6 separate regions of the Mus musculus genome follow, and regions 1, 2, 3, 4 and 6 are each linked to region 5. A link is a loop called in an ENCODE intact Hi-C map of the cell type or tissue named here. Cell type or tissue: left cerebral cortex. All regions are shown on one strand. Region 1 holds the start of Zfp518a (zinc finger protein 518A). Region 2 holds the start of Cc2d2b (coiled-coil and C2 domain containing 2B). Region 3 holds the start of Aldh18a1 (aldehyde dehydrogenase 18 family, member A1). Region 4 holds the start of Ccnj (cyclin J). Region 5 has its middle 4.6 kb from the start of C330026H20Rik. Region 6 holds the start of Tctn3 (tectonic family member 3).

Region 1 (5,000 bases), 120 kb after region 5:
TTGCCCTATCCAAATTGCAAAAGCAGAATTAGTATTGCACCTGATTCTGAACCACTTATCTGCCCACTACAAAAGCCTACTGACAACAGTAATGCTCAAGGCTGGTATCAACATCCCATGAGAACTGCCTATGATGTGAAGCCTATAGAATTAATAGACTATACATGAGGGCAGACAACAGATAAACATTTCAAATTTTCTAAGAACCCTTTTCTCTAATTGACAAAACCCTTTTAAATAGAGCACCTGAAGAAATGCAAGATTAAAATCTTGAACTTAAAGGAAAACCAGAAAAGTAGTTAGACTGGTCAGATTAAGTGTTCTCTACAGGGCACACACAATGCTTCAATGAGAGTAAGCCCCAACACTTGCAATAAAAGTACATTAAAAGGGCATTGTAAGGTTTTGTGGGTTTTTTCACTCAAACTATATTTAGATAGAAAGTTTCTCATTTAAAATATTTCAAAATACAGCAGCTTTTGGAACCACACTATACTACTTCCAGAAAAAATATCATAAAATGTGAAGGTGGTTATGATAAAACCCTCCAGTATTTAAGTTTATTTGCTATGAGCTCACAAAGACACAGTCGCTGGAGTTGCTATCCTTTTATCTGTTCAGACATCTGACATATAATGTTTGAATTGGTAATCATAATTTGGAAAAAAAAACAGAAAAGAGTAAGGTCTACTATGCTTACCTACGCCATAGAAAGCCAACACCCCTCAAGTGCTAGTACGAATTGCCCCTTTTGACTTTCTAAAGAAAAATACAGCTTTGTTGAAGGATAATTAACAGATCTGCAGCTATAACTTTAAAAATGTTAGGGAATTTCAGCAAGTCTCTCTATTCATTCTGACCATACAAACTTTAGAGCACACTCAAATCAGACCTGTTTTGCTGGGAAAAAAAGCAATTCAATTATTATTAGTAAAATGTGCCTTAAGAAAACCAGACTTTCAAATTAACCACGCTGTGAGTTGTTTTTACATTACATCCCTGAGATAATCACAGACAGTTCAACATTCTCATGAATTCCTCAAAAACTGACCCCTTTCCCCATTTTCAAGACTTTTGAAAAAAATAATTTACAAAAACTAAAATAACCCAAATTTAAACCTGAAGCGAAAACTGACCCTTAACTTTTGTTTTCTAAACTTTGAAGTTGCATCTGTTCCATTGGTCTAGATAAGAGTTAAATCACATCATCTATGCATTCAGACCCAATACTTTTGAGTTACCAAAGCCATCTAACTCAAGATACTACCCACTTAACAAAGAGGACACCATGTTAAGAACAGATTCAAGATGGACCCTACAAGTGGGGAAAAAAAAAAAAAAAGCCCGTGACAAAGAAATCCATATGCCACTGGGTGTGGTGGTGGTGGGGGCAGTCTACAAGAGGACCACTTTCTTGCCCAACTCTGAGGGCGCGCAGTGCGTGCGCCAAGAGAGCGGGGAGTCTCTGCAAGGAAGAACCCCCAATAGCCATAGACTGGGCCCATAGTAGGGATGCCGTCGAGGCGGGCCCGCGAACCTACAGCTCGAGGGGTGCGGACTGAGGGCTGCCCAGCCCGTCTCCACCGGGCGCGGAACCCGACGAGCGATGGCTTCGCGCGCCAAACGCCCCCGCATCGCCCCCAAAACGCCGCGCCCGATCCGCCCCTTTCCCCGGAGTTCCGCTGCCCCTCGGGCGCGCGGATGTACACTGTCGCCGCGCCGTGCGCGCGCGCCCAAGTCCTAGGCTCTGAGACCGTGGGGGAGTTCTTAGGGACAAACTTACAACCAGCCCAAGCCGAGACGACAATGACCAGCCCTAAGAGCTAGCAAGAGCCCCGGGTTAGAAACCAAGGACTTCTCTAGAAAACTTTGCGGCAAGTTGGCCGGAAGCGCTGAATGGACGGGACTATTTAACATGAGCTTCCTAGCGCAAGAGGCGGATCCCCCCCAAGACCATTTGGGGGGAACCCTAGCACCCCACGATTTCGCCCTTGGCCCCTTGCCGTCTCTCTGTGCGTCCCGACATCCTAACTGGTCTTGGCGGCTCCGCACACAGGGAATACCTGCCGTGGTCCCCATTGCCTGCGAGTCCCAGATGGCGGCCATTACCCCTCCATCCGGGTACTGCCGGAAAGCCGAGCGCCGCGCTGCCGGCAGCGCACGCTGCGGCGGAGGGATCCGCGCTGCACCTGAGGCGAGCGGAAGGGAACGGCGGCCGGAAGGGCCCCCGCCTCAGCCTCCCGAGAGTAGGCCATGGCGCTGAGTCCACGGCTGACCTCGTCATACGGCGCCTCCCTGCGTCCCGCCTCACCGCCCCCCGTCTACTCACCAGCCGCGGGGATCCTACTGCGGGGGGAAGAACGGGGAAAATGGCTACCGTCCTTTCCCAAGTAGACACCAGAAGCAGGAACTGGTGTGCTTGGCAAGCCTTGGTTGACAGGAAATGGCCTCAACCCAGAGGTTTTAGGCAGCCCCCATCTTAGCAAATGGCGTGTTCCCTGTACTTACTCGGATCACGCGAGTTGTGGTATCCCTTTGACGTCCCAGTGGTTGGACGAAGCTGCTACCCAAAGCTCTGGCCCACAAGGGAGCCAACCCTGAGCTCCAGAGCAGCCCCACGCACAGGCTACCTGTGAGGGACACTCTTCTCTCCCGCCGCGACACGACCTCCTCCCACGGCACGGAGGACTCGTCTGAGCGAAGGAAGTCCTCTCAGCGAAGGAAAACCCTCGCACGCCCCTCACAGACTCAAAAATGGAATCCTTGCCCCCAAGAAAAGAATCCTTCCCCACCCCACACAAGAGTCGTACAAAGTCCAAATGTGGCTCCTCTCTTTCAGAACGTTTCAGAAGCCTACTAATCTCACTTGGTAAATAATTACCTCCCTTAAAAGAAAAAAAGGACAAAAAACACACGTGGAAGCACTGTGGAAACTGCCGCCGTCAAAAACTCGAGGCGGAGGGATATAGCAAAATATAAAAGATCGAATCTGAGAATTTTGGCTTCAACTGTGGGCCGTAGTTTTTTTTTTTGGGGGGGGGGATGCGTGGGGGCAAGGGGTAACCCAAATAACTCCTGACACGCACAAATTTTTCTTAAAACCAATTTTAAAACTGTTAAGAATTTTCCACTTTCTTAGGATATGCTTTTGAACGCATTGACCTGTGCCACACGGACTTTACCCTTTAAATTAAAAAAAAGAAAAAGAAAAAGAAAAAGAAAAAGAAAGGAATAAAACACACACGGAGAACCCTTAGTTTTGGGTGGTTTGTACAACAGTCCTCCTAGAAGCGGCAAGCTGAAATTCACACAAGAAGTACAAACATAACTATAAAAGTGAAGGTGAAATCTATTAATATCAAAAGGGCATATTTATAATCTATAATGATGTTTGCAAAATAGATTTTCTTTGGGGGGGGGCAGGGTAACAGGCCCTGAGACAGTGTAACAGAGCCCTGGCTGTCCTGGAACTCAATTTGTAGACCAGGCTGGCCTCCAGCTTACAAAGCTCTGCCTGCCTCTGTTTCCTGAGTGCTGGTAGATTTTCTCCTTAACACAATATTTTCATTGTTCCAGAAAAGAGGACACACATTGCTGAGGAGAGAAGTGGAGAAAAGCCTGTTTGTTTTTTAATAGGAAAAAAAAAAGTTGTTTTGGACTGTGAGTAGTTAGTTTTGTTATAGCTTTTATAATTTACATGACAAAAATGATGCATCATCATGTTCTGTAGTATTCTCATAAAACTTTATTTTTGCATCTATGTTCACCTTGAAAACCTGTGTTTAATTCTAGAAGACTCAAAGTTTTCATTGCATGCTAAATAAGCTAGAATGTTGGTGAACTCTCTCTCTTTTCCTTGTCCAGTTTTTTCATTTTTATCAAACTCTTACTCTTTGCTCTTTTAAAGTTCTGAACACTGAAGTTAATAACAAAAGGAGTGAAACAGAAAGGAAGAGGAGATAGACTCTAAAACTGCAAATGAACAAACGCTGGGTAATAGCTCAAAAAATAAAAAGATTTTAGAACGTTCCAAACTTAAAGATAGTTCATGGGAATAGGATAACCATATTAATGCTTTCAGAGATAGGCTGCTCTGAAGATGAACCTGCAATTTACTCGCAGTGGACAATAACCTCTTATCTTCTCATACTAAACCTGGTGGTGACAGTCGCAAAGTTTCCTTCTTGCTTACAAATCCTTTGTTTAAATGTATTATTAATTCATGGTCATTGTATCATAAAGGGGGTTAATATAAAATAATGAAAATAAATGGATATAATGCATTTCGCTTTAGGCATTCTGTCCTCATGGTCATTGTATCATAAAGTGGGTTAATGTAAAATAATAACAAAATAAATAGATATAATGCATTTTACTTTAAGCATTCTGTCCTCTGAATCATATGACATCATATCATAATGTGGCAGCTCTCTTATATATAAGTTCACAGAAAAGTAAGTATAGCTTGGTATACCGTAAGTACTTCAATTATAATGAAAAACCAGATGTTTGCTTATTTTTTGTTTGTTTTCAAGACAGGGTCTCTCTAAATAACCCTGGCTGTCCTTGAACTCTCTCTGTAGATCAGGCTGGCCTCAAACTGATCCACCTGGTGCTACCTCCTGTGTAGAGGGATTAAAGATATGTGCCACCACTGCCCCGCAAGATTTTTAAATTAAAGAGCAAGAGTCTCCTATGATTTTTATCTCTTTTGTTGATCTTTCAACTCAACTCCATGCACCCTGCCCCCAAAATATAATCCAATGCATCTGAATGTGGACAAATTAGACATAAAGAATGTGGATGATCTAACATAAAATGGCCATACACCTTGATCAAGGCTATTATGGGCTGGTCACTAATGGCAAGCTATAAAATGGTAGCTGAGCTTCAAGTGATATTTTCCCCAATGTTTTCCTTTCCTTTTTTTCTTTTCTTCCTCTCTTTAGTAGCCAAATCCATTCACTTCACCCTTTATCATCATGGCTCAGGGATGAGAA
Region 2 (5,000 bases), 270 kb after region 5:
ATTTCACTTCTGCCCCTTTGCCCCCTCAAAGCCCTACAGCATGGTTTGAGGAAGGCGTGCAGGTGACACAGATTGTCCTATGGACTGAAGGCTTGTATCTAACACACCCAAGGCAATGTAATGATGCTACCTGGAAACTGATCTTGAGAATTATCAGAGTGCACTGGATTACCGACGGAGCACGGACACCGGGTCTAGTGAAACTGGCGAGAGTCCTGTGCTGTTTATATTCTAGGTCGAAGAGCCATCTCTGGGTCTGGACTCCAGTCTCAATTGGAGAAACCCTGAGGCCCTTCTCAGTGCGAGGGCCCTCGGGCCACACTTGCCACCTAGGGGTGAAGCAAGACTGCTTTTTCCTGGTCATCACTTTGCTTTGAGTTTTGTAACTTTTCTCAATGGACTGCACGCCACATTTCGAGCCTAATTCGCATCCTGTAGTCTTCTAGGGACTTTCTCCTAGCTCTTGTACCTGCCTTCTGTCAGTACTTACCTTGAAGTAAGTTCCGCTTGAAGTAAATTACCTTGAAGTAGTTCCGCTGATTCTAAGGTGTTGTCCTAATGCTTACCCTAGCAAAGAGTTCAACTCCAGCCGCCCAGCCTCCTCCACTCAGGAAATATTTTTCTGACCGGAACTTAATCCAAACCCCTCCCTGACCTCGAAGCTGTGAAATGTACACGTTTTCACCCCTATTCCTAAAACCGGGATGACTGGCAGGTGGCGCGGTTCCGTGCCCTCTCTTGCCACTTCACCTAGTTGCCTTGTTATCCCAGCCCCAGGATTCCGCACAGAGGAGGGGTGCATCCCCAGTGTACTCTGGTACCGTCATGGGGACCTTGAGAGATAAGACATTCACCTGATGGACACTGCTTTTCGATGCGTCTGGGAAGTGAAGACAGATCCTGAGCAGCTATCAACGCCTACAGCCGAAGAGCATGCGCAGTGCGAGCGTTTTTGCCCTCTGCCCCTCCCCTCCCCAGCCATCTGGTTCTGATCCAGCCTCAGTGCATGAGATCTCCTCGTGCACCTGAGCTAACCCTCCCCCCCCCCCCCGCATCCCTCGGGCCTCTCTTGCCCCTCCCTTTGGGGTGGGGGTTAGTGGCGGCTTAAGAACTGCATGCGCCACGCCACGGAGAGGGGACAGGAGAGCGGGTGCGCAGTGTGGATGCTTTTCATTTCAAGAGACTGGTGTCTGGCCCCATGCCACAGCCCTCAGTGCAAACAATTTTTTTTTCAGAGCTTGCAATTCGTGTCACAAATTTAATATCTTTTAAGTCTTGGGCTGGGTGCTGGAGAGCAAGCGATGAGGAGCACTTACTGCCCTTACAGAGGCCCGCGTCCCAGCACCCAGTTAGGTGGCCCACAACCGCCTGCCTGTAACTCCTGATGCCCTCTTCTGGCCTGGCTAGCACCTGCATTCACACATATACATATCCTCCCACACCCATAGAAACATAATTAAAAATAAAATAAATCTATGAAGGAGAAGTAGTGGTAGTTTGGGGCTGGGGAGATGGCTCAGCACATAGACTGTAATGTCAGTGAAGTTAAGATTCCCTGAACCCACGTAAGGCCAGGCAAGTGTGGAGACAGCCGCAGGAATCCCCCAGGGCAAGCTCTGGGTTCCAGAAGAGAGCAAAGTCTCAGCAAATAAAGTGTAGTATGATGGCAGAAGACAACCAGCGTCACACTGTGGCCTCCGCAAGCCGACCTACACCACGAACGCACCATCGCAGGCAGTAAATGAATAAACAAATCAAACAGCGGTATGTCCCCACCCTGCAAGCCTCTTTGTTCCTTGTTAAAATAATGATGACCTAAACAGAACTGATACAGTTGGGAGTTTGCAAGTGGGGCTGAGCACAGTGATGTGTGTCCCTTCATTCCAATATGCTGTTTTTATGAACCTCTTTCTGTGTCCGCCCCATTGAGCCGTTAGCCTGAGATTCTGAAGACACTTAGGAGGTCTTTAAAACTTAACGGGCCTCGAGAAAAGGGACGTAGGGAAATAGAGCAGCTGCAAAGGTGACTGCCCAGGCGAGGTAGAGACCCTGCGGCACAAGGGAACGAACTCAGAAGTTCCACTTGCCTCATTATCTGAAAAAGCAAACAAACAAAAAACGACTTACTGTTAACTGTGTCCACGCCTCAAAATTTATTTGGACAAATTCTCATTCCAAATAAAATCCTTGTTGTCTAGGGCTCATCTGGTATAGCAATTTAAGAGCAATGGTGGTAGATTCTTGTCGTTTGGGTTGTGAGCTTAGCCCTTAGGGGCCAGGCCATCTCTACAGTCCAACAGCAGAGTCAGAAAGCAGAGTCAAGAGTGTTTCCCTTACATACTGATGTCACGGATTAAATGGGAAATGTCTGCATGTTGCAAGCATCACAGAATATGATGAACTTTAAGAACATTTAATTTCCAGGATTATCAACCAGTGCTATGCATTTTTTAAAAGTACACATGGTGTGTGTGTGTGTGTGTGTGTGTGTGTGTGTGTGTGTGTGCTACAATGTATTATTGCTATTATACCTAAGCATTAAGTATATGGGTCCAAATACCTAAGTCAAGATAATGTAGGATTCAAGATCTCCTACCAAAGAGTTTATCGAACAGATGTTGAGGAATTCTAAATATTTTCAAGGTTAAAGAGCATTTCCTATCAGAGGGGAGGGAGTCGGAGTAAGAATTGACATCCAGTAGATATTTCAAACTAGTGGTCTAATCTCACATGCAGAACTGTTTTGATTCAGGCTATAATATATTTTTTTAACTGCTCTAGCTACAGATCAGATTTCATAGAACATTTTTAATTTCTTGGCAAAGAATTAGAAAGACATCTGCACAGGCAGGCAGGCAGGCAGGCAGGCAGGCAGGCAGGCAGGCAATCATCCAAGGCAGCAATAGTTACTGAGAAGTCGTCTACAGTGTCTTCTGTGCACAGAGAAAGCCTTTTTGTTTAGCCCAGTGCTGCCATCCATAGGACGGTATTGCCACCTGCACTCAGGGTTGGCCTGCCCACTTCAATTAACCCTATCTAGAAAACTGGTGAGCCTCATTTAGACGGTCTCTCACTAGCTTGTCTCCTAGGAGATTGCAGACCCTGTCGGATTGACAGCTAATATTGACCACTACATCTGAGGTACTAGCTCTGTTCTGACAGTGTCACCACATGGAAGACGTATCCCCCCCACCCCTCCCCCCCACATTACATCCATGTCCAGCAGAACCAGAATCTTCAAGTCTAGGCAGGCCTGTCCTGACCCCTGTCCATCTGTCCATTTCTTAAAGCTTTTCTGTGACAAAGCCAGAGTTTTACAATGACAGGGACAAACTGTAGCACACGGGGTGATGTCACAGCAAAGATTTGTCCTGCAACAAAGCAGAATGCTACCATGGGTCCTTAGCAGGCGTGGAGTGAATTAAAGCTGGGGCCTCTCTCTCAAATCTAAATATTCAGAACTTATTTATAGAGCCCTCCATTTTTTTTTTTGGTCATCTTGTATGAGCCTATTGAATTTCTCAGCTTTGATTTTATTCTCTGAATATTTTGTTAAAAGAAGATATTCTAATATTCATATTTTCATAATATTCATAATATCATAATATTCTCTGAATATTATGTTAAAAGAAGAGAAACGTTCTTAATTCTTTCATTCTGAGGGTTACATCTGAGTTTTCCTATAATTATTTTCCTTTTTAAACAGTACAGTGACAGAACTTCTTCTGCTGTTACACTTTAGTAACAATAATGTCTCAGGGTCTCTTGGTTTGTTTGAGCTCCGTGGACTCCCATCCTGCCTCTGGCTTCTCTACCCACCCAGATGACCCTACTCCTATACGGCCTCATCTCCACACTTCTGACCCCTACTAATTATCTCACTTTCTGCTCTTCCTCTGGACTACCATATGGGACAAAAAGTGACCTCCTGTGTCCCTTTCTCTCACAGGACACTCCTTGCAGATTTGGGAGCCTGGCTTTTGCTTAAGGACACCACTTTCCTAGCATCCCCGGGGCCCCCACAGGGAGAGCTAAACCCATGCTCAGCAGTGCCTGGAAGCAACATCTGTATTCTCTGTCTCCATGTGACTCCCCGGGCCCTGACGTCCTCCCTTCTAAAGCACGGGTGCCTGTTCCTGTACCTTTTTTGTTTGTTTGTTTGTTTTCAGACAAGCTGTCACTGTGTACCCCAGGTTGGCTTCCAAACTCCGTCTGTCCTGTCTCAGCCACATGAACACTGGTATCACAGGGACACACCTCCATGTCACCTCTCCTCTGCTCAACATTGTCACTTACTGGTCAGTCTCCTGGTCAGTCTTTAGCACCAAACTGAGTGCTCCCCCTCCCCCCTTACCCCCACCCCATCCTGGCCACCACCGCCTTTCTTTTCCTTAACCACAGGATCCAGGGAGGATTAAAATAGTCACTATACACTAGTCCTGAACCTTGAGTTCCCCTACTTGGTGTGGCTAAGACTCTAATATTCTCTTCTATGTTTCTTTGGTCTTTGCCTTTTTAAAATTTATCTAATTTTGTAAGAGTGACCTGTGTGTGTCCCGGAAATAGAAACTGGATCCCTGCAAGAACAAGTGCCCTTTAAAAATGTGTATGAGTGCTTATCTGCATAAATACATGTGCGACATGTACATACAGTATCCATAGAGGTCTTAAAAGTTAAGAGCAGCAGGTGCCCTTAACTGCTGGGCTATCTTTCCAGGCCCGTGAAGAAGTCACTAAATCATCTAAGTTACACACACACACACACACACACAAAAGTGATTGTTACCAGGAGCACACACACAGCATAATCCCTGGTGCTGTGGCTACCGGTCTGTTCCTGCCCATAGCTGGTGCTTTAACCCTAGCACTTCCCAAGCCTACCCCACAGCCAGCCCTAAATGCTCAGCAGCTGGCTTTGCTTTCGAGAAGCCATAGAGATTCAGACCTGGATGCTGGCCACCAGGCCACCATGGCAGATAGCGGAGTCTCCTGCTCTAAGA
Region 3 (5,000 bases), 430 kb after region 5:
TGTCCTGGCACTCACTTTGTAGACCAGGCTGGCCTCGAACTCAGAAATCCGCCTGCCTCTGCCTCCCAGGTGCTGGGATTAAAGGCGTGCGCCACCACGCCCGGCTTACTAACCTCCCTTTTCTATTGATGGGTTTGTTTGTTTGTTTGTTTGTTCAACATCCCAGACCTGCCTAAAATCATGCCTATCATTTTGTGGGGTTGGGGGAGGTGGAACTGAGAAGCAGGGACTTTAAGACTCATAATAAATAAGCAATTAGAAAAAGAAAACCCGTGTTTTAAATGGGTATGGTCATATGTGCCTATAATCCAAGAAGCAGAGAGGCAAGAGGATCTCCTATTTATCATCGTCATTACTTATGTCTACATTTCCTGGTGGCTCTAGTATGCTCCTTGGCTTATGAAACTATAAAGTACACAGTGTGGCTGTAGTGTTCACTGCTCACTGCTGACTCCTCACTATGCTTACCCCTTCTCTGAGCCTACCCATTACTCACTGTGCTAAGGCCTGGGCAGAGCCTCTGTTCACATATCACATAGGCCTTCTGCCCCTACCTCAGCTGACTGGTTCAAGCATGGAGTCCTAGAATCACACAGGAGTCCTGGAAACTCTTCTTTCCCAGGAGTTTGGAAGTGAGACCAAGCCTGTCCATCAGGAGTGACACTAACGATGAGACTACTGTAGAGCTGGGAAGACCATTTTCCATCATGTCTTTAAGTCCAAAACTTCTAATGTCATACAGTTGAAAGATTTGTTAATCCAATACTTACATCTGAGAATGGCGGAAGAAAAATTAAGGTTGCACAACTAAACCACTACCCTTCTATAAGAGCAGAAAACTTTATACAGTGAAAATACTGCAGTGTATAACATGCAATGGCCTGGAATCTGAGTTGGGCCATCACTCATGGTGCCGTGTGACATGATGCCATTTACAGTATTCAGCATACATATGTGTCGGAACTAAAGTAGCTGAAGTCTCATGATGTTCGACATGCAGCGAGCACTGCCAGAAGCAACTCAGTTGTTCAATTTCAAAATAATGTGTGATCGTTTGTTGTGTTAAGAAACCTTCCACTATTTATGATTGCCAAAAATCTTCACAACACTCAGCACTATGGGAAGACTATTTCCAGAAAAGTGGGAGGGGGCAGAATGGGAGATGTGTAACGAAGAGACTCAGGAGAAGAGGATGGCATTGGTTCCTAATGTTCCAGGTTCTTGTTCTTGTCTCTTGGGAGAACCGAATTTCCCTATTGCCCTTGAAGACTCAATCACACACACACACCATACACACACACCACACCACACACACACATGCCAGCCCCACCCCACCCCAGTAAATCGCTTTGTTGGGTTGCATATCTGCTCTTTACATTTTACAACTTGAAGCTATTTTAAAGTCGGTGTGGTGGCCGATGCTCCTAATCCCAGCCTGAGTTCAAGACCAGCATGAGCTTCAGAATCAATCAGACCTTTTCTCACCTCTCACCTCCTGAAAGAAAAGAAAGACATTAAGCCTGGCACCTGAAGATACATTTCTGTGTGGCAGTGGCGGCAGCATATATCTGAATCGAAGCATTTTGGAAGCATCGTCAACTTGGTCTGCACACAAGTTCCAGGGCCAGCCAAGTCTGATGACCCTAGTTCAATTCCAAGAATCCACATGGTACAGGCAAAGAATCAGCTTTCATAAATTCGGGCTTACACGAGTGCTATGGCACGCCCCACTCCTCCCCAGTCACTCAGCCAATCAGTCAAGAACAGCAGGTTCCAAGGAAGCTAGGGCTACAGAGTGAAAGACCATATTCTAAATGTCCTACTTCCTGCATGACTTCCTGGTGGTGTTGAACCTTATTCCCATTTTCTAGAAGAAGTTAAAATCCACCCCCCACCCCCAGTCAACAAAAAGAACATTTGTTGAGTATGTGAGAAAGACACTCTAGCTAAATTCTTGCTTTTCATAGAAAGACAAGCAGGTTATGTGCCTAGAATCAGATTTTCCCTTCTCCTCACTCATCTAACGCACTCCTTTCTCTCCACTGGCAAAGTAGAATATTAGTGGCAGAGCAAATAAGTAAACTATCACTGAAAGAATAAAAAAACAGTAGAAAGTTAAGGAGTTTCGTGCTCGATTCTTTGAGACACTGTTAGATAGTGTGTCGTTGCAGAGCCCAGGCTGACCTGGAACTCACTATGTATGAAGCCCAGGCTGGCTAGGGTCTAATCCCCTGACCTCTGCCTATGAAATGCTGGAGTTGAAGGAATGACCTTCAAGGAACACCAGTTTAACACGAATGTTAACAACTCATTTTCTTTTATTTATTTATTTTTTCAGCACCGATGATCAATTCCAATTCACTTTTTGAGAAATCTGGTTTTTTTTAACTAAAGACATAATAATTATTCACTCCTCAAATACTTACAAAGTATCTCATATTCTAGGAATATGCTTTCTTGCTGTCCAGAGGTTTGCTCCCTAGGAGGGAAGACAGACAAGCAATTACAATAAGGTGATCTGTGGGTGAACTGAAGAATCAGAATCGCCTTCTAACTTAGCTCCAGTCCCTTAGTCTAGTTACACCCCTGACACACACCCACACGCACCCCCCCCCCCCCACTTTTTTTAGAAGCCCGGGTACCAGATCTAATCAGCGCCTGCTGTTTTGTTTCTCTTTAATGCCCCACCTCCCCACCCTCAACGTGCTCAAAATTTAACGCGTCCTGGCGCCAACACCCTTCCCAAAGCACAGATTTTCTCAGCTTCTTCCTAGATCTCATATGCCGACGCACATTTCATTTCAAAGAACTCCTCTTCCTGGTACTCAACCCTTAGCAAAAAGTGCTGTGAGCGCGCCTTCCTTTTTGCTCCCACGCCCCCTGTCGGCGCCTTTCGTCTGCTTTATTTCTTACAGGGCGCTTTGCAATAGGCTAACCCACTTCCCAGTTTCTACACCTCTGTGCTGATTTCCGACACAAAAACCTGATCATATCATTCCAGGGCTTTAGAAGTTTGGATTCACTGACTTGGTGACCCATAAGATTCAAAATCTTTGTATGGTGAGCTCCCAGCCAGATGTTCTCTTCTGCAAACCTATCATCCATGAGCGTGGATCTCTCCTAAGCTGAAACCTCCTTTTAGCCCTTCCCCCCACTCCCCCCCGCTCCCCGCCCCCTGCCCTTCCCCCCATACTCCTGCATCATGGACTGAGAAGTAGTGGTAAGTTCCCTTTAGTGAATTAGAAAATGAATGAATAGGCTCAGTAGCATTGTCAGGACTACAAAAGCATAAAGAACCAATTTTCAGCCACAGTTGACCTTCTCTAGACAATGGCCTCCCTGCAACGAACGGTGCTATGGGACGAGAACGTTGCCAGCCCGGAAGGAGATGATCTGTGTCCGTTATGCATTCAACTTTGGGATAATCAGTGGTTATTAATAATCAGAGATTAAACACACCGTCTTAAAATGCAGTATTCTTACCACCACCTTTGCTGAAAACACTTGGGCTGTTATTTTCGGGTAACTAGGTGCCAACTTGTTTTACCATGGTGCCAATTTTTTTCAATAGCCAGTCTTTGTTTTTGTTTTTGTTTTGAGGGAGACGGTCTTTGTTGATTCAATCTATTTCTAATGTGAGTCTGACATATAGACGATCAACTGTCAAACACGCTTTATGAAATCCATCAGCAACTAGAAGCCAGTCTTCCTTACCTTTCTGGGAAGCTGTCTGGGGAGGTTCCTTTCTGGGTGCTCGAAGCCCCGCCCCTATACTCTGCGGGCGCGGAGCCTGGGGATGGGAGGGGGCCGCCACGTGGAGCGTGGGCGCGATTCTCAGAAGCGCCTGCGCCGTTGCCGTGGCGTAGCGTGGGTCAGACCCGTCTCCCAACGTCAGCGGCGCTACGGGGCTTCAGTCTAACGCGGCTGACGCAACTCCGGAGAGCTGGACGTAGACGGAAGAAAAGGCGGAGGAGAGGGCGGTCGCCGCGAAGAGTGGTCCAGGGCTGGGGTCGGCGGCCAGCAGGTAGGTGGCTGGGCAGCACCGGGCAAGGGGTACACTCACTGAAAGGGGGAGATGCGGGGTGCAGCCGCGGGTCCGGAGGGGCGTGGACACGGGAGCCGGCGGCGGCGCGGGGCAGCCAGGTGCTCTGAGATGCTCATGCACAGCTCCCGGTGCAGGGTTTAGGAGGCCCAGGGATCTCTGGCCATCTTTTGGGTATGCTACCAGCGGAGGCTGGAGGACCCTGCAGCCTCTTCCTACCAAGTCCACAACCGGCTTCCAGGGCTCCTGTGCTGCGAGTAGTCATACACCTGGTGTGAAACCATCCACGGACGCACTCCCAGGGCCTGAGTCTGCAATTCTCTGTGGCTCGCGACCTGACATATGGAACCTGTACATAGGAGATTCTCCCTGCAGCCAGGGTTATTCCCGGAGACCCCGTGTGTGATAATTATCTCCTGGCACAGAAAGGGTGCGCTCAGATTCTTCACCCCGCACGCCATACCCCAGCCTTATTCCCCCACCCTCCGAAGCAACAACATTTATCTTTGAGTTTCTGTCTTTCTATTAAGTAGTGAACCATGAACTCAGCATGTGTTTTTCTGGGTAGTTTGTTGAGACTGAAGTTCACTTCTCTAAGTGAGATAAGAGCTCTCCGTGTGTTTGTGTCTAGTCACTTGAAAGCTGTTCTGAGTTAAAATATAAGAACTTCTCTCTCGATCACAGAGTCTCCACGTATATACCCTTTGGGCTTTTGCATCACCTGTCTGGTTTTTGCTGTCACAACAAACTGACTGGTTGAACAGTCGTTTGCAATATAAGATCTTGCCTCCCTGGGCCAGAGACAAATGGTAGACCTCATACCTCCAAGGATCTCAGACGTTCAGAGCTTTCTGTGCTTAGACAAGAGAGGGGTAAACAGTCTAGAACTATGCATGTGACCCGATCAGAATCTTTTCTGAGACAGGGTCTTATGTAGCCCAGGCTGGCCTAGAACTGG
Region 4 (5,000 bases), 180 kb after region 5:
GGACCACGCTGGTCACACTAGTTACTGCTCTAACACCTCCAATATGCTAAGTACTAAGCAGGCTGCACAAGCAAAGGATCAAACCACCGATTAATAGCTGACTTTAGCATCTTTAATGAGAAAAGTTTATTTAACTTCCTTGACTCCAGTGCACTACAAATAGTGATCTCTCCAGCTGTAAAGTTCAAGTCCTACACATTAATGTAAATCCTCTATGTTACTATTGCCAGACATCAGGACCGTCGTCTACAGAGAGCTTAAAGACAACATAAAGGCAACCCCAAGTAGTTTGCAACAGGTGGCCTGAGACAGGCTTCAGAAGTAATCCCCAACATCCACCTGACTACAGGGCTGCCTTATTCCCTAACTCCTTCAGAGACTACATAAGCATGCCAACAAACTCTAACTTAAGAAAGAAAGAAAATTCTACGTCTAAGATCACCTGTAAAACTAATTCAGTCAATTCTTTATGATTAAAACTACCTACATATGAAGTATTAGAACTAAAAGTCACAGGGATCATCATGAAAAAAAAATCTTTAAACTGTCAGCCCCACCCCCACACTCAAAGTACCATTACCATTTAAACCAAGTAACTAGTTTTGCTACACACTAGAAAGATAAAAAGACTGACACTTAGAAAAATCCAAATATACCTCCCCAAAATTCAAAGTGAATTGGGACTTTTCCCTCTAACATTCCAAAGAACCTTTCCGTAGTTGGAACATTTATGTAGAGCAATCTCATAGGGGTCTGGGATGTACTCAGAGTAAGAGACTGAATGCCAGGACTATTAAAGAACTTTTGGAAATTTCAAGCTGGGGGTGCAATTTTAACAACTTAAGCCAAGATTCCATGTCCTAATCTGCTTAATTTGGTCATATACACCAGATATAAACCTATTATCATTGAAAAATCCCTAAGGCTCAAGCTACAGGATCTTATTAAAGAGTCAGCTGTTTCGATCCTTTCCCAGTTTTCATCCAAGGTGAAACTGAGTTAAGTTGATCATTCTGGGTCTTCCCTCTGGCTGTCAGAGAAGCAGGGCTATCGCATATATCTGACTTATAACATCCATCCTATAATCATTAGTTAGAATACCCAGGCTTTGGTCCAAAAGGAGTAGGTTCCCCCCCCCCCATGACTATTAAGAACATTGTGTCTATTTTCTACACTTGACATTACCAAGGAATAGCTCCCTCCACCTTAAGGCTTTTTGTATAGCCTGGATTTGAAGGACCAAGGAACAGTAAGTTATCACATAGCTCTTACACTGTTCTAAGTTCCTGCACAGTACATACTTAACAGATTTCACAATCACCCCATAAGGACGTTCTGTCGTTGTTATTTCTCCTTTTACAGACGAGGAAACTGAGAAAGAGAAAATTAAGTTGTCCGAAGTCTCAGAGCAGGTTTGGGGAAAGGTTGGAGAACTGAGTTATGTACAGGGCTTACACCAGCTTCATGCAACAGCATGTACGAAACAAGGAGGGCTGTTCACTCACACACAGACACAGACAGACAGACAGACAGACACACACACACACACACACACCCATGGTCGACCTGGCAACATCGGAACACCATCCACCTTCCTTCTCCCAACTACCACGCCCCAGTCTTCTCCACATTTACAGGTTCTTCGGATGCAGCCCAGGGAAGGAAGAAGTTAATTAACTTTGACAAATGAGCAAACTCGCCTTCTCTGGCCTGGAAGGTAGAGAGTAAAGAACCTGACTGGCCTTTCCAGGAAGCACAAGAGCCGGGATGGGGAAAGTCGGGTCTCGGGAGTTACCTTGTACCGAAGCGCCTGGTGAATATCCGCAGCCAGCTGTCCTCGCCACCACTGCCCCTCCAGCTCCATGGAAGCCGGAGGTGCGCCCGGCCAGACGCCGCAACTTCAGTCTGGAAGACACGCCCCAGACGCGGTCACGGCCAGCAACTCCCCCCCCCCCCAGTCCCCCCGCGATCCTCCGCGCCCCCTCCTCCAGGGATGCGATCTCAGGTCACCCCGTGCGGCTGCTCCTCTTCACCTGACCCGACCCCGAGCCATCTTCCAACGCCAGCAAGGCCTGATCTACCCAGTCGTCTGCAATCGCCCGCTGCAAGAACTGCAGAAAGGTGCGAGCTCTGAAAGCTCCGGGCGGGACGGCCCACCTCGGGCTCTCCGAGTTCTGGGTTCGACCTCAGCCGCCTGCACTTAGGCGCGGGAGCCCTGACATTGTCAGAACGTCGCCGGAATGGAGAGTGACCAGCGCGCGACACCAGGTCCGCGCCGACAGCCCCGCACGCTCCACCACCCTGGGGGTCTGCGGTGCGCCCGCCGCAGCGCGGACCCGGAGCGGCAAACAAAAGGCCGGGCGGGCGGCCGTGCTCCGCGCCTCGCTTCCCCTCGCCTCGCTGCGCTCCCGCAGGCCTGCCCGGCCCACGCGGTTTCTTACCCGGAACCGCGGCCCTCAGAGCCCCAGCCCGGCCGGCGTGCACGGGGCGCCGGCAGCGTTCATGCCGCGGACCGTCGGCCGCGAAGCCCCCGCCTCAGCTAGGGCCCAGCACCCGGGCGCTCGCGCCGCCCATTGTTAAAGGACCGGCAGGCGGCTCGCCGTACAAAGCCAGCGCCGGGGCACGGGCCGCCCCGCGCTGCCAATCGGCTCTCGCGATACAGCGGGGTCGCGCCTCGCCGTCCAATCGGCGGCCGGGCCGAGCCAGGTGCTACTCCGTCTCCCGGGCCCCTGCCCGGTGCCGGGCGGTCTCGCTCTGCAGCCTCCGCGGTCTGTCGGCGCCCGAGGGCCGCTCACCTGCAGAGAATCTTTGATGGGTCCCGGGTGCTGGCAAAGAAAGATGCGATGTCTCAGCCCCGGGATTAAAACTTGGCAGCGCGGATCTGGCCCGCTGTCTCACTTCCGAGGGGCTGCTCTCCGGGATCCTCCCCCTACCCTAAGCCTTCCGAATGGGCTTTAGCTCTTACCAGTCCCTAAGGCGCTTTGGTTGTCGAGTTCTGCTCCAGTCTCCCCTCTAAACCCAGTACTCCTTTTAGCTCTTCTAACTCAGCTCTTCTTGTTGCTTTCACTTCGGCGATTCGCGCGAGTTGCGACTGGAATTGACATCTTTAGCAACCTGGCTTGTCAGATCCATAATGGATGTAATTGACCATCTGTGGTGGTCAAGGAAGAGACCCTAAACGGTGGGAACACTCCAGCGTCAATTGAGGCGATTGGCTGGGGCTGGAAATGTAACAGAAACCCCATCAGTTGTATTTGAGAGTGTCTGGAGGACCACCCCAAAAGAAGTAGATGGGTTCCCTCAATTTTCCAGAGACTGTAAAGCGACTTCCTTCAATATTTAAACATAAATCATGAGACCTCACCCCTTACTTTGAATATTTTGTTTAGAAAGAGGAAGAGTGACAAAGGGCTAGTACAGAAAAGGATGAGTGCACACTTCGGGAGCATGGCTTATCACCCTGGTATTTGCATCCATCCCGGAAGGGCTGCTGCAGACCCCTGTGTGACAGTGTTATACAATGCCTGGGGAGAGCAGGGGTTCAGGAAATGATGGGAAGAAACTGGAAGCATGCACGTGAAAATTGGCAGAACCCAGCCTAGCCCGGTGCATTTCGGGAAGAGACTACTAGTAGAGGGAAAGGACGTTATCTGGCTAAAATTTCCATGTCATTTATGGTATTTAAGTAGTACTCAGTTTCCAATTCACGACTACTAAGCAGCTTTTGGCTTCCAAATGATTTAGGGTCCAGGCCTTTCTTAAGAACCTTTTCAGAAAAGTGGGTCACAGACTATAATTGCCTATGCGATCCTGTAATAAGCAGGTTGTCCTACAGTCTACTTTGAACACGTTGTTTGCCGGGAGAGACCGGTTCAGAAATCATGTATTATTCTAGACTTAGATGGCTCTTTATAAGATGCCAGTATTCATCCTTGTTCATGCCTGTGTATGTCTCTGGTGGTCTCTCTAGAGTCTACATTCCTAAAAGGAATTTCGGTCTTACTATTTTTTTCATCCCTTTAGAGTGAGCTGGGCAGAAGGCACTTCAACTCTGTGTTCCCACAGTTTACATTCTACTGGGAAGAGAAAAGTCATAATAAATGAAAGATAAATCCATACCACACGGTAACAAGTGCTGTAAGGCAAACAAAGTGAAAGGCTAGATAGGTGGATAGGCCGACGTTTTATGATAGGGAAGCCATGCAAAGGCCTGAGGGGAAGCGACTGGCTATCTAGATGGTGGATGGGCATGCCAGCAGAGGGGACAGTAAACACGACAGGGTTCCATTTTGGAAGGAAAGTAGAGGGCAGTTTTCCACTTCAGTAAAGATAATCCAAACTTCAAAAGACACTAGCAAAGGTTTCAGAGCGAACCGGGCAAGGCACCCGCACAACAGAGAATGGAACCTCGAGTTGGGTTGCAAGAGATGAGGGTGGGAGCTGATTCTCTGGAAGGCTTTTGGGACTGCGGGCACTTCCGGCAGTCGGAAGCCACCACGCTCTGGCAGCCAAGACACTAACATCGGAGCACGCAGGGGAGAGAATTCTTCATGAAGCTCTCTGTACTCAATGCACGTGTTCATCAGACGCTGTGCGCTGAGAACTGGGGGAGGGGGATGAGCAGTACAGGGCTTGCCCAACGTACCCGAGTCCCTGGCTTCAAGCTACTGTACCACAAAAACCAAAACACTGTAAACCAAATACACAGAATGTATTTAAAAGTTAAAAAAGAAAAGAAAGCCATTGCTTTTTGTCAAAAAGAAAACACTTTAAAATAAATGCAAGCAAAAGGCAAAAAAAAAAAAAAAAAAAAAAAAAAAAAACCCAAACCAAACCAAAACAAAAAAACCATAAAACCAATATAAAACTATGCATACTAACTGGCAGACTCCTTTCTCCACTTCTTCCAGAGGTGGCCTTTTCCCAGAGGCACCACTACTGCTGTGTCTTTTGTTGTATCTTCTCAGAAGTATGCAGGTCTTTATAGCAGCACACACATA
Region 5 (5,000 bases):
GCAGCCTGCTGGCCAGCCAGTCTAGCAAAAACAGTGAGTTCCAGGACATTAGAGACCCTCCTCCTGCCTCTATATTTGCACACATGGGCACATGGACTCATACATACACCATGAACACACAAATAATAATAAAATAGCAAATTTTCATGAGTATAATCATCTTTTTGTTTGGTTTTATTTTCTTTAAAGTTTAATACAACATAATCCCCAGCTTCACTGAGGTGGCTGACCGCGTCCATGACAGAAGCCACCTCTAAACTGGAACTCAGTTGCTAAGCCAGCCCCAGCCTCAGCTTTCTTGTCAACTCCAGGGAGCACAGTACTCCTTCTGTAGGTGTCTCTGTCTGCCTCCCCTCTTGGGAATCTTGCAGGTCGCTCACCCTCTGGACCTTTAAGCTGAGGCCTGCCAGTCTGGGGATGGCTGCGGAGCAGGGTGGCGGGCACGATCTCCAGAGGGTGGTGCATGTAAGCTCGGAGAGAGTGTGGATGCCCTCATTTGTAAGGTACCAGTAGAAATGTCTCCAAGCAAACTGCTCCTTCACGTAGCCTCTAGACTTGAGAGCCTACATGGCCTTCATTACACGAAGGTTGGGCACATTCCTGTCTGCCAGCTCAGGGTGTTTGGGCATGTGGATCTTTTTGGGTGACCATCACGCCTTCCTTAAAAAGGAGTTCATAGATGGCAATCCAATTCTTCTTACACATTACCATCGCTGCAGCTGCCGAGTATAATCATCTTAAAAGACAGAGGATCCAGGACAATTTCTGCTGAGGGAAGATGCCACAGCCCTGATTGGATAATTACGTGAATTTCATTTGCTATCATATCCAGGGTCATTATGCCTTCTCCTAAATTCAGGCAGCTCTAATAGAAACACTACAAACCAGATGGCACAAGCAGCAGTTTATCTCATGAGTCTAGAGGCTGGGAAGTCCAGGAGCAAGGTGCCAGGAAATTATCCCCGGTGAGGGGCCAGCTTTTCGTTTCCAGATGGCCCTCATCCCACTAGATCAGTGGCTCTCAACCTGCGGGTTGTGACCCTTTTGGGACTAGAATGACCCTTTCACAGGGACTATCTAAAACCATTGGAAAACACAGATATTTACATTGTGATTCCGAACAGTAGCGAAATTACAGTCATGAAGCAGCAGCCAAAATACTGTTATGGCTGGGGGTCACCACGACATGAGGAACTGTATTAAAGGGTTGCAGCATTAGGAAGGTTGAGAACCACTGAGCTAGATTCTCCCTTGAGATCCCGCATGGGGGAGAGATTGCTTCATTCTTGTGTGTGTGTGTGTGTGTGTGTGTGTGTGTGTGTGTTCACATGAGTGTAACATGTGGAGGACATAGAACACCTTCCTTAAGTCTGTTCTCTCACTCCATCTTTACATGGGTCCCAGGGATTGAATGCAGGTCTCTCTCCTGGCTTGATTCATCTCAGCCAGCCCCTCTCTGTCTCTAATAAGGGCACTAGTCTCATTCCTAAGGGCTCCACTCTTATGAACTGACTAACTCCTGAAGTCCTCACTGCTGGGATTTATGAAACACAGAGTAAGACAGCGGGTACCTCAGTGGCCCCTGTCAAAGTGTCTCCCAGCAATCAAGCCACAGTGACAAGCCTAGTACAAAGGGAAGTTTATTGGGGGAAGGGAGCCAGGGAGGGGAGCAGGGACCAGGAAAAGAGTAGAGACAGAGAAAGGGGAGCAGAGAAGGACAGAAAAGAGAGGAGAGGGGAGAGGAAGAGGCCAGACTGGGAACAGTGGGAGAGGGAGAGATGGAGATGGGGAGGGGAGGGAAGAGAGGGAGGGAAGGAGAGGGAGTGGGAGGGAAAACGGTGCTGTAGAACGTTTGTGGAGTACAGCTGAGATGGAAATCTGCTTTGACCTCCTTAATAGAAGTCTAGTATGATGGAGACCCAGAAGGAACTGCTCTTAACTGCTAGGTCTTTAGATTTGCACCACCAAGATCTCACCAGGTAACAGGTGGCAGGACATCAGAAGAAAGTGTCAGATGGCCTGTAGGACATGGTGTCGTAAGGACAGATAGCTCCTATGTCTCATATCCAGGTTCCACACTGGGGTAGAAATCTGAAGAATGTCATATCTCCTGGAGTCACTCAAGCAGAAAAGGGAAGTCACTGAATGGATTGGTTGTAATCATTAGACTGGGATGGAATGACAAGGTGGAGGATAAAAAAGAAAAGCAGCGCCCTCTAGAGACAAAAGAGGGAAGCTCATATTTTCTCTGTGCGCTTCCGCTAAGGTTAATGACACATGAGCTTGTGAGTACTCAGGTCCACCCATCCACGTGCCTCTATGTACACAAATACACGGACACACACACACACACACAATCATACGCACACAGGCACACACACACGGGCACACACGAGCACACACTGAAGACAAGGGCAATGCAGAAAAGGGGCTTCATTAGCAGCACCAGCCTGGTCTTAGATTGTAGGGTAGAGCGCAGATGCCAGGTTCTTGGGAGAAAATTCAGTCATATACCCAGGAGAGATGCAGCAAACCGAATCCATCAGACGTGCCAACTGCATGCTTTAACTTGCAAAGTAGCATAGTGGCTTCCTGAACTAGCCAGAGTTGAAGTTCTACTTGTCACCACTTGGGGTCAGCATTTCCACCTTAAAAGGCTTCCAGGTTGTGAGCCTGAAGGCAAAAAAATCTGGTGACTTACACAGTGATGAAATGACTTTAGGGGGTTCCAGCACCCCCTTTTTTGTTTTTATGTTCCCTGACTCACGGTCTGTTTGTGTTTTCCCGTGTGCAGAAATTATCCATTTTACTTGCAAAGGCTGACACTAGGCTTTAGAAAAAATAAGTTGAAAATTTCATACATGTGTATAATGTATTTTAGTGGCTTTCACCTGGCATCAATTTGGCCAACATGTTTGTGTGTGTGTGTGTGTGTGTGTGTGTGTGTGTGTGTGTGTGTGTGCTTTTGTGTGTGCTTTTGTGTGGAAGCCATAGGGCAAGCTTCAAATCTCATCACTCTCTTGCTCATACTTTACCAAGTGGAGTAGGCTGGGTCTGTATCATTACCCAACACTGGAATTAGAAGCACATTTTATGTGTTGTGGGACTCTAACTCGGGTCCCCCTACCTGCAAGACCATCAACTGAGCTGTCTCCCGAGTCCTTAATGTACACATGGTATCCTGTAACTCAGGTGTCAGGTCCTGTAGAGCTTTGGGGATTCCAGATGCCACATAAGGCTTGGGAGTGTCCACTCTGTAGGAAAAGGAGCTTGCCCTAGTGTTCCTCCTGGCTTTAGCAGCTGGGCAAGCGTGGGTAAGATATTTTCTCTTCCAGCTGCAAAGCCTCACACATACAACATGCATAGCAAACACTTCCCTCTACCTGACTTTGAAAATTAAAGGCATTGTGCTATGGGATAGGCAGAATGGTGATTAAACATTTGTTCAAATCTGTGGAACAACATGTGTGCAACACAAGTGGACCCTAGTGCAGGCAGTGGGCTTTGATATGTCTCTGCGGGTTCGCCTGCTCAGCAACCCAGTGCTTTCATGGGGGCTTTGGTAATGGGAAGAGTCTGTGTGTCTTGGTAAATGTACAACATCTCCTTACTTCCCTCTTAATTCTGCTATAAACTATGAAACTGCTCTTTAAATTCTGTCACTTAAAATGTTAATGATGTTACTTGTACTCATTGCTGTGTTTTATAAAAAAAGAAGCCAGGGATATGTATGGTAGAGGCAAGGTATTGTGTGAGGGAAGGGGCATCCCTTCCCCCCCCGCCCCCCCCCCCCAGGGACCAGCCACAGGACTGTATAGTATAGAAGAGAGTTTATTTAGGTAATGAGGAAAGGAGTTGAAGGGGTAGATGATACAGAGAGAGAGAGAGAGAAAGAGAGAGAGAGAGAGAGAGAGAGAGAGAGAAGGAGGAAGAAGGAGGAGGAGGAAGAGGAGGAGGAGAAGGAGGAGGGAGGCCAGCCATGAGCATATGGGGGGGGGGGGAGATGGAGAGAGAAGGGACAGAGAGGAAAGAGAGGAAGGGAGAAAGAGGAGAGAGGAGGGGGCAAGCAGCCCCTTTTATAGTGAATCAGGCACACCTGACTGTTGCCAGGTAACTGTGCGGCAGAGCCTAGAAGAAATGCCAACACTTAAGGAACTCTAATGGAAGGCTTGTCTGTGTAGGTAGGGGCTCCTCTTGCTTCCTGATCATCCATCTCTGGATCACACAAATAACAGGAGGTTCAAGTCCAGGCTCCACCATTTTCCTGACATCTTGGTGACAGGAAATTTTCTTAAATCTTCTCCAGGTGCCTATTTATTTATTTATTTATTTATTTTTCTTTTTTCTTGTATTGTTTTCCAAGGCAGGGTTTCTTTGTGTAGCCCTGGCCGTGCTGGGATTTGTTTAATTTTTATAGACGTTGATGATCTGCTCACTGCTCTTTGAGGAAAATATCAGCTGACAGTTATCCACCGCCAGACAGATTCGTTTCCTTCCACGGTTAGCAGCTGCTGGGGTTTCTGCATAACGTAACATGTAGAAAATGACACTGTAGTGGGATTTTTGGCTTGCCTTCCCTGGGTGTGTGGGTGTCACTTCTTGCGTTTGTTAAGATTATTTTTGTTGAATATTTTGTGGGGTTTTTGTGTCTTGTAGGACTTATTTGGGGAAAGCCTTTATTGTTGATATGAGAGAACCGCTGGACACATCTGGAAGAGTCCAGCTTAGAGAGAGAGAAAGAAGTGGACGGAACGTTGGAAGCAAACAGGACATGGCCAGGGCTATCTGCAATAGAGGGAGAGCAGCAGGGAGTGGAGACTAGAGAAAACGCAGTGGGAGCAGAGCTTATGGAGGAGGGCAGGGCTAAGGAGAGAGTGAGTAGCTGAGAAGAGGGAAGCCCAGGAACTGGGGGGGGTTAGGGGAGGGGAGAAGGATTAGGATGGACTCTGAGGTGTGTAACAGGTGTGGCTGATACGGAGGGAGCCTGGAAGCCAGCATGA
Region 6 (5,000 bases), 400 kb after region 5:
CGCTCTTCTTTCCTCTTCTTCAGAGCTCCACAAATTACAGAAAAGTCAGATGGAGATATAAACTCGTGCCCCACTTCCAGTGCTGGGACAGATTATAGAACCTGTAGCATGGAGGGCAGGCAAGCATTCTGGCCCTGAGCTGACCCCAGCCCTTAAGTGTTGAAGCTTGAAGGAAAAATAACTTACACGTTGCTGAACTGTGTCTCCTTACCGGGCAACCCTGAGGTTATTTCAACCAGTCCAAGGTTACCAACAATCATCCGGGAATAATTCCAGAGTGGAAATTCAAACTCTAAACTTTGAGATCTAAAAGATTTTATGATCAGATATAAAACAAAGCTTATAAAGATAAGCACAAGCTGAAATAAGGTGATCTCCCAAGAACTAAATTAAAGGAGTTCAACAAACCAGTCTTCAGTGTATATTTTTGAATGTTCACACATGAACAAAGCTAGCATGACTTAAACAAGGGTATATATCAAATAAAGACAGATAAAACTGCTTACCAGGAGGGGGTAGGGGAAACTAGGAAAGGGGAAAACATTTGAAATGTAAATAAAGAAAATATCTAATAAAAAAGAAAGAAAGAAAACTGCTTACCTTACACAAACTATATTCTAGTAAATACATATAATTTGAGTAATATAATTTGCTCTAGGGCAATCTCACCCCCTCTTCTGTCCCTCACAGGCACCCCCACACATGAGACACACATAATTAACCACCCAATCACATACAAATGTTTGAGAGTATTTAGAGCATAGAGATATATTTAAGCTAAAAATTAAAAGGCATTATAAAAATTAAGATCGTGGGCTGGAGAGATGGCTCAGCGGTTAAGAGCACTGACTGTTCTTCCAGGGGTCCTGAGTTCAATTTCCAGATCTGTAATGGGATCTGATGCCCTCTTCTGGTGTGTCTGAGGAGAGAGAGACAGTGTACTCACATATATAAAATAAACGAATCTTAAAAAAAAAAAAATTAAGATCCTCTTGGAAAATACGGGCAATTTCAAGTGCCCCAAATCTTATCTGCCCAAAAAATTCATTGGAAAAGAGAGCCATCAGCCCAGGAGATTCATTGGAAAGAGAGACATCCAAAATCAGTTTTAAGGAGTGGACTGGAGTGGATTAGGTAACTCCTGGTAGATGTTATTTTATTCCCCCAAATAATTAAAATAACCCAAATGTTGGAATTGTGAGCACAGGGAGATAGCTGGCTGGATTTTGATCATACACAATCCAACTGCACATTGCAATGGCTATTAGTTACCTGAGGTTATTTAACCTTGAGTCACAATTTTAAAATTAAATATTTAACAGCTCAGGCATTGCATGCCTATCATGTGTGCCATAGCCATGCCTGCCTGTGTCTCAGATTAGTGCAAATACAGAATGTTTGTGCTATTAGGCATGCAGAAGGGCCACGCCACTCCTGAGAAGAGCAAGCACATACTAGAGAGTGTTTCAGAACTTAATGATAAAACCGTAAAAGAGCAATCAGCTAGCTTGCTTCTTGGTTCCTTGGCTATTTCCATCTCTGTATCTTTACTTTCTCCTCAGAAAATGTTTCTAAATTGTAACTTTCTCTAAGTCCTCATACTCTTCTCCATCCTGTTTTCTTGTCCTGAACCTCTTCCCTTACTACCCTTTCCAGCAACAAATATACAGATCACATTTATTGATATAATGCACTAACTAACACTTTTTAAAAAATAAAATAAAATTTAACTTGATAGAGTGTTTGGCAGGAGTGCATGAAGGTGGCCTATATGACTAAAATTCCAGACCCAGGAGGTTCAGAAATTCAGCCATCTTTGACCACATCTTGAGTTTGAGGGTCAGCCTGGGCTACATGAAACTGTGACTAGGCGACAGGGAGCGGGGAATAAAGAAACTCGTGGAGTTGAAATAAGCATTGTTTTATTATGCTTTTTAAAAAATACCATAGTAATTAAAGTGGAGACATTTTTAAATTTTATTTTAGATTTTATGCAGAGGAGTGTTTTGCCTGCTTGAGTCTTTGCACCTGCGGGTGTCAGATGGCGCCCACTGAGGCCAGAAGATGGCACAGGCAATGGATCTCCTGGAACTGGAGCAGCGGATGGTTGTGAGACACCTTGTGGGTTCTGGGAAGCGAACCCCAGTTCTTTGAAAAAAACAAAAACAAAAACAAATATTCTTAGAAGCTGAGCCATCTCTCATGCCATCATTGGGACTTTGTTCATTTGTCTTTGTTTTAGGGATCAGAGTCTCACTCAGTAGCCAGTTTGGCCTAAACTTTGTGATCAGGTACTCAGTTTCCCGGCACACGTAAGGGATGTGACTTTCTATGTTTTTCTCCTTGAGTTCATGGTGTTTCCAGAGAAAGGGCCTCTTACCTTGGTAAGATCTCAGTTTGTGCCTCTTGGTCTTCCTCTCAGTGATGACTTCATCCAATTCTTCCAGGTCCGTAAAGCGCGCCAACCCTCTGCCAGCTGCCATCTAGCGGCGGGATCAGGCAAAGACGCCTTCGCCCCCGAGGCTCCCAGCGGTTGCCAGGTAACGGGAACCACGCGCCGCTAAGGAGGAGAGCAGCATGAAGGACGCTCAGGGTCGTAACAACACGGCCTTCCATTGGCTGAAGAGCACCCGGCTCCCGCCTGAGCCAATGCGCAGACGGAAGCTGATGACGAAGTACGCGACTCTTCTTCCCAGGGCTCCTGGGACGTATCTGGAGACCCAGGCTCCTGTCGCACCGCTCTGCGGCCAGGCTGCCTTATGTGCACCCTGCAGCTGCACCTGCTGCTGCTGGTGGTCCTGATGCTTTCTGAGACCGCCCGACCGCAGCCCTCCTCCACAGCCCGGGCTTTCCCCACCTCCTGGGGCCTGGAGCCAGTGACGCCCGAAGTGCCAACCTCAGCTCCTCCGGATTCGTCTGAGAGTCCGACTCCCTGGACTCTATCGATGCCCGTGAACGCGACCACCGACCCCTTTCCAGGTGATGCGGCGGGATACGGGATGGAAATACTGACTTCTCAGATCTAAAATTGTGTAGACAAAATTGCCCTGCCACGTAGCTGGCACTGGGGCTGTCCGCGCGGGAAAACTTTGGGGGAGCTTCATCTCGCTTTTCTTCTTGTACTTACAGCTTTACCGATCTGTGTCTGTGACTTGACTCCGGGTACCTGCGATTTAAACTGCTGCTGTGACAAGGACTGCGATCTTCTCCATCCCAGAACAGTCTTTTCCTTCTGTCTTCCTGGTAGTGTAAGGTGAGCTGCGGTGCTCCTCCGGTGGAGGAGTAAGAGTGAGTTTCCTACCCGCTGTCTCCCGGTCGGATGTCCCCTTGGGCTTTCCTGGGAATGCTGAGCCATCCAGTAAAACAAAACCTGAGTGTTGCACCTCTGCCCAGAGACCCCTCTTATTGGCATCAGACATTGGTGGGGTAAGGCCCCCTTCCCTAGATGTACTCCATGTCTCTCTCTTAAGTATCTTCACCTTTCCTCACAGATCTTCAAGTTGGGTATGTGTGGACAACTCTCTTATGTTCAGGAGCAACTCCCCGTTCCCTTCCAGAGTTTTCACGGACTCCAGTGGAACGACACAGTTTTGTGTCCGTGTGAACAACTGTGAGTAGAAACGAGTTTGACAGCTCTTATCATTGAATGTTTATTGAGATGTGACTTTGTCTTTGGGATTCCCAGCTCTCTTATTTCTTTTAGATTCCCTGTCGCTCACCCCTCTTACCACTACCCTCTTACTTTTAGTTAATAAGAACATTAGTAATTTCATGAGACTCTACCACCTTTAAACTACTGCTCAGCACCTTTAGCCTGGCAATCTGCATTGATTTCTTTCTTTGTGTCCTTCTTTCTCTTTCTTTGTCCGAAAACTTTTCTCTCATGATTTTATTCTGCCCTTTTGTTTTGGACGAATTCATGTCCTTTGTCCTCAAGCTGTGCCTTAAATTTTTCCTAACTTTTATCTGCTTTCCCCCTTGACTCAAGTGGCCCTCTTTTCTCCATTCATTGCGAACATCTTAGCTCTTCTAAGAATCTTCTGTCATCTGCCCAAGTGAGCCCATCCTCAGAAGTTAGTTCTAAGACACTCGTTGTCCTAAGTCATTCCTTAAGAATTTGTAGAGTTCCTTGTATGATTGTCAGTTTATGTGAATATTATGATTTCCTCCAGATAAGCTGTCAGTGCCTTAAAAGGACAAACTGTGGGGCTAGAGAGATGGCTCAGCACTTAAGAGCACTCTCTGTTCTTCCAGAGGACCCAGGTTCAATTCCCAGCACCCACATGGCAGCTCACAACTGGCTGTAACTCCAGCTCCAGGGGATCTGTCATGCTCACACAGACATATTTAAGCAAAACACCAATACACATAAAATAAAAATAAATATATCATTTTTTAGAAAAGAGCAAACTGTATATTTATTCACAGTGGATAAAATGTCTTGATAATAATCACTGGCGGTGAAGGGTGTGCTATTCCTAAGAGGGCCTCTATAGCACTGTGGAGGGGGAAAACTGCAGACCAGCAAGTTGGGGGTTGGGGATCTGCTCCTAGTTTTGCTACCTTACTCTGAGGTCCTTGCAACTACCCTTGCCTCAGAGGATCCAAATTTCCTAAGGGGATGGATGAGATGGTCTGTAGGTTTTTCACGTCCACAGTTATATCAGAGTGTAACTACCTCTAAATTGTTGGCTGATGGTACAGTTGGTGGACACCAACAAGAATATTTATATACTTATATATGAAGTCACATATGAATAATATACTTGTGTATATGAATATAGCCTTAGCTTGTATGTCTGTATTCTGTTCTTATCACTACTTCAACCAATACACCTATACTGAAATGAGGGGGGCAAGTGGTCATCTGTGGGGCTAGAGAGATGGCTTGACCCCTGAGAGCACTGGCTGTTCTTCCAGAGGACCCAGGCTCAATTCCCAGCACCCACATGGCAGCTCACAACTGGCTGTGGCTCTCTCTTCCTGAGAAAAGCTATGAA

The links. Peaks named below come from ENCODE experiments on the same cell type or tissue, not always from the same donor. Only the 100,000 strongest peaks of a DNase experiment are listed, where the experiment ranks them.
Region 1: a loop joins it to region 5, with 2.6 times the contacts of the local background. A loop is called at or near these places in 4 of 42 quality-filtered maps.
Region 2: it touches region 5 in a loop (4-fold over the local background); 19 of 42 quality-filtered maps call a loop at or near these places.
Region 3: a loop joins it to region 5, with 2.6 times the contacts of the local background. A loop is called at or near these places in 3 of 42 quality-filtered maps.
Region 4: it touches region 5 in a loop (2.7-fold over the local background); 4 of 42 quality-filtered maps call a loop at or near these places.
Region 6: a loop joins it to region 5, with 4 times the contacts of the local background. A loop is called at or near these places in 6 of 42 quality-filtered maps.

Annotation. Positions count from the first base shown.
Region 1 is chr19:40,891,854-40,896,853 of GRCm38, reverse strand. It overlaps Zfp518a (zinc finger protein 518A), which reads right to left and starts at 2,149. Exons shown (of 5, transcript NM_028319.1): 1 at 2,064-2,149. It overlaps Mir8092 (microRNA 8092), which reads right to left and starts at 2,151; the gene lies at 2,065-2,151. In left cerebral cortex, no CTCF peak of the experiment used is centred here; DNase peaks (open chromatin) are centred at 1,940 and 2,142; H3K4me3 peaks cover 1,631 bases; H3K27ac peaks cover 1,102 bases.
Region 2 is chr19:40,744,743-40,749,742 of GRCm38, reverse strand. It overlaps Cc2d2b (coiled-coil and C2 domain containing 2B), which reads right to left and starts at 926. Exons shown (of 35, transcript NM_001376940.1): 1 at 855-926. In left cerebral cortex, a CTCF peak has its summit at 2,985; DNase peaks (open chromatin) are centred at 876 and 2,899.
Region 3 is chr19:40,587,334-40,592,333 of GRCm38, reverse strand. Aldh18a1 (aldehyde dehydrogenase 18 family, member A1) reads left to right here and starts at 3,871. Exons shown (of 19, transcript NM_019698.2): 1 at 3,871-4,024. It overlaps Gm27042 (a long non-coding RNA gene), which reads right to left and starts at 3,802. Exons shown (of 4, transcript XR_386705.4): 1 at 3,715-3,802; 2 at 2,427-2,479; 3 at 1,377-1,495. In left cerebral cortex, a CTCF peak has its summit at 2,872; DNase peaks (open chromatin) are centred at 2,877, 3,382 and 3,855; H3K4me3 peaks cover 2,211 bases; H3K27ac peaks cover 441 bases.
Region 4 is chr19:40,828,884-40,833,883 of GRCm38, reverse strand. Cc2d2b (coiled-coil and C2 domain containing 2B) reads right to left here. Exons shown (of 35, transcript NM_001376940.1): 35 at 4,106-5,000. It overlaps Ccnj (cyclin J), which reads right to left and starts at 2,605. Exons shown (of 6, transcript NM_172839.4): 1 at 2,442-2,605; 2 at 1,796-1,905. The coding sequence starts at 1,864. In left cerebral cortex, a CTCF peak has its summit at 2,590; DNase peaks (open chromatin) are centred at 1,691, 2,136 and 2,648; H3K4me3 peaks cover 2,236 bases; H3K27ac peaks cover 1,295 bases.
Region 5 is chr19:41,013,752-41,018,751 of GRCm38, reverse strand. It overlaps the pseudogene Gm4269. Among named protein-coding and RNA genes, the nearest start is that of C330026H20Rik, 4.6 kb to the right of the region's middle. In left cerebral cortex, CTCF peaks have their summits at 2,213 (motif pointing left) and 2,634 (motif pointing right); DNase peaks (open chromatin) are centred at 2,244, 2,622 and 4,556.
Region 6 is chr19:40,609,904-40,614,903 of GRCm38, reverse strand. Tctn3 (tectonic family member 3) reads left to right here and starts at 2,673. Exons shown (of 14, transcript NM_026260.3): 1 at 2,673-2,979; 2 at 3,130-3,253; 3 at 3,492-3,610. The coding sequence starts at 2,760. It also overlaps a transcript of Entpd1 not described here. In left cerebral cortex, CTCF peaks have their summits at 910 (motif pointing left) and 2,486 (motif pointing left); a DNase peak (open chromatin) is centred at 2,560; H3K4me3 peaks cover 1,154 bases; H3K27ac peaks cover 441 bases.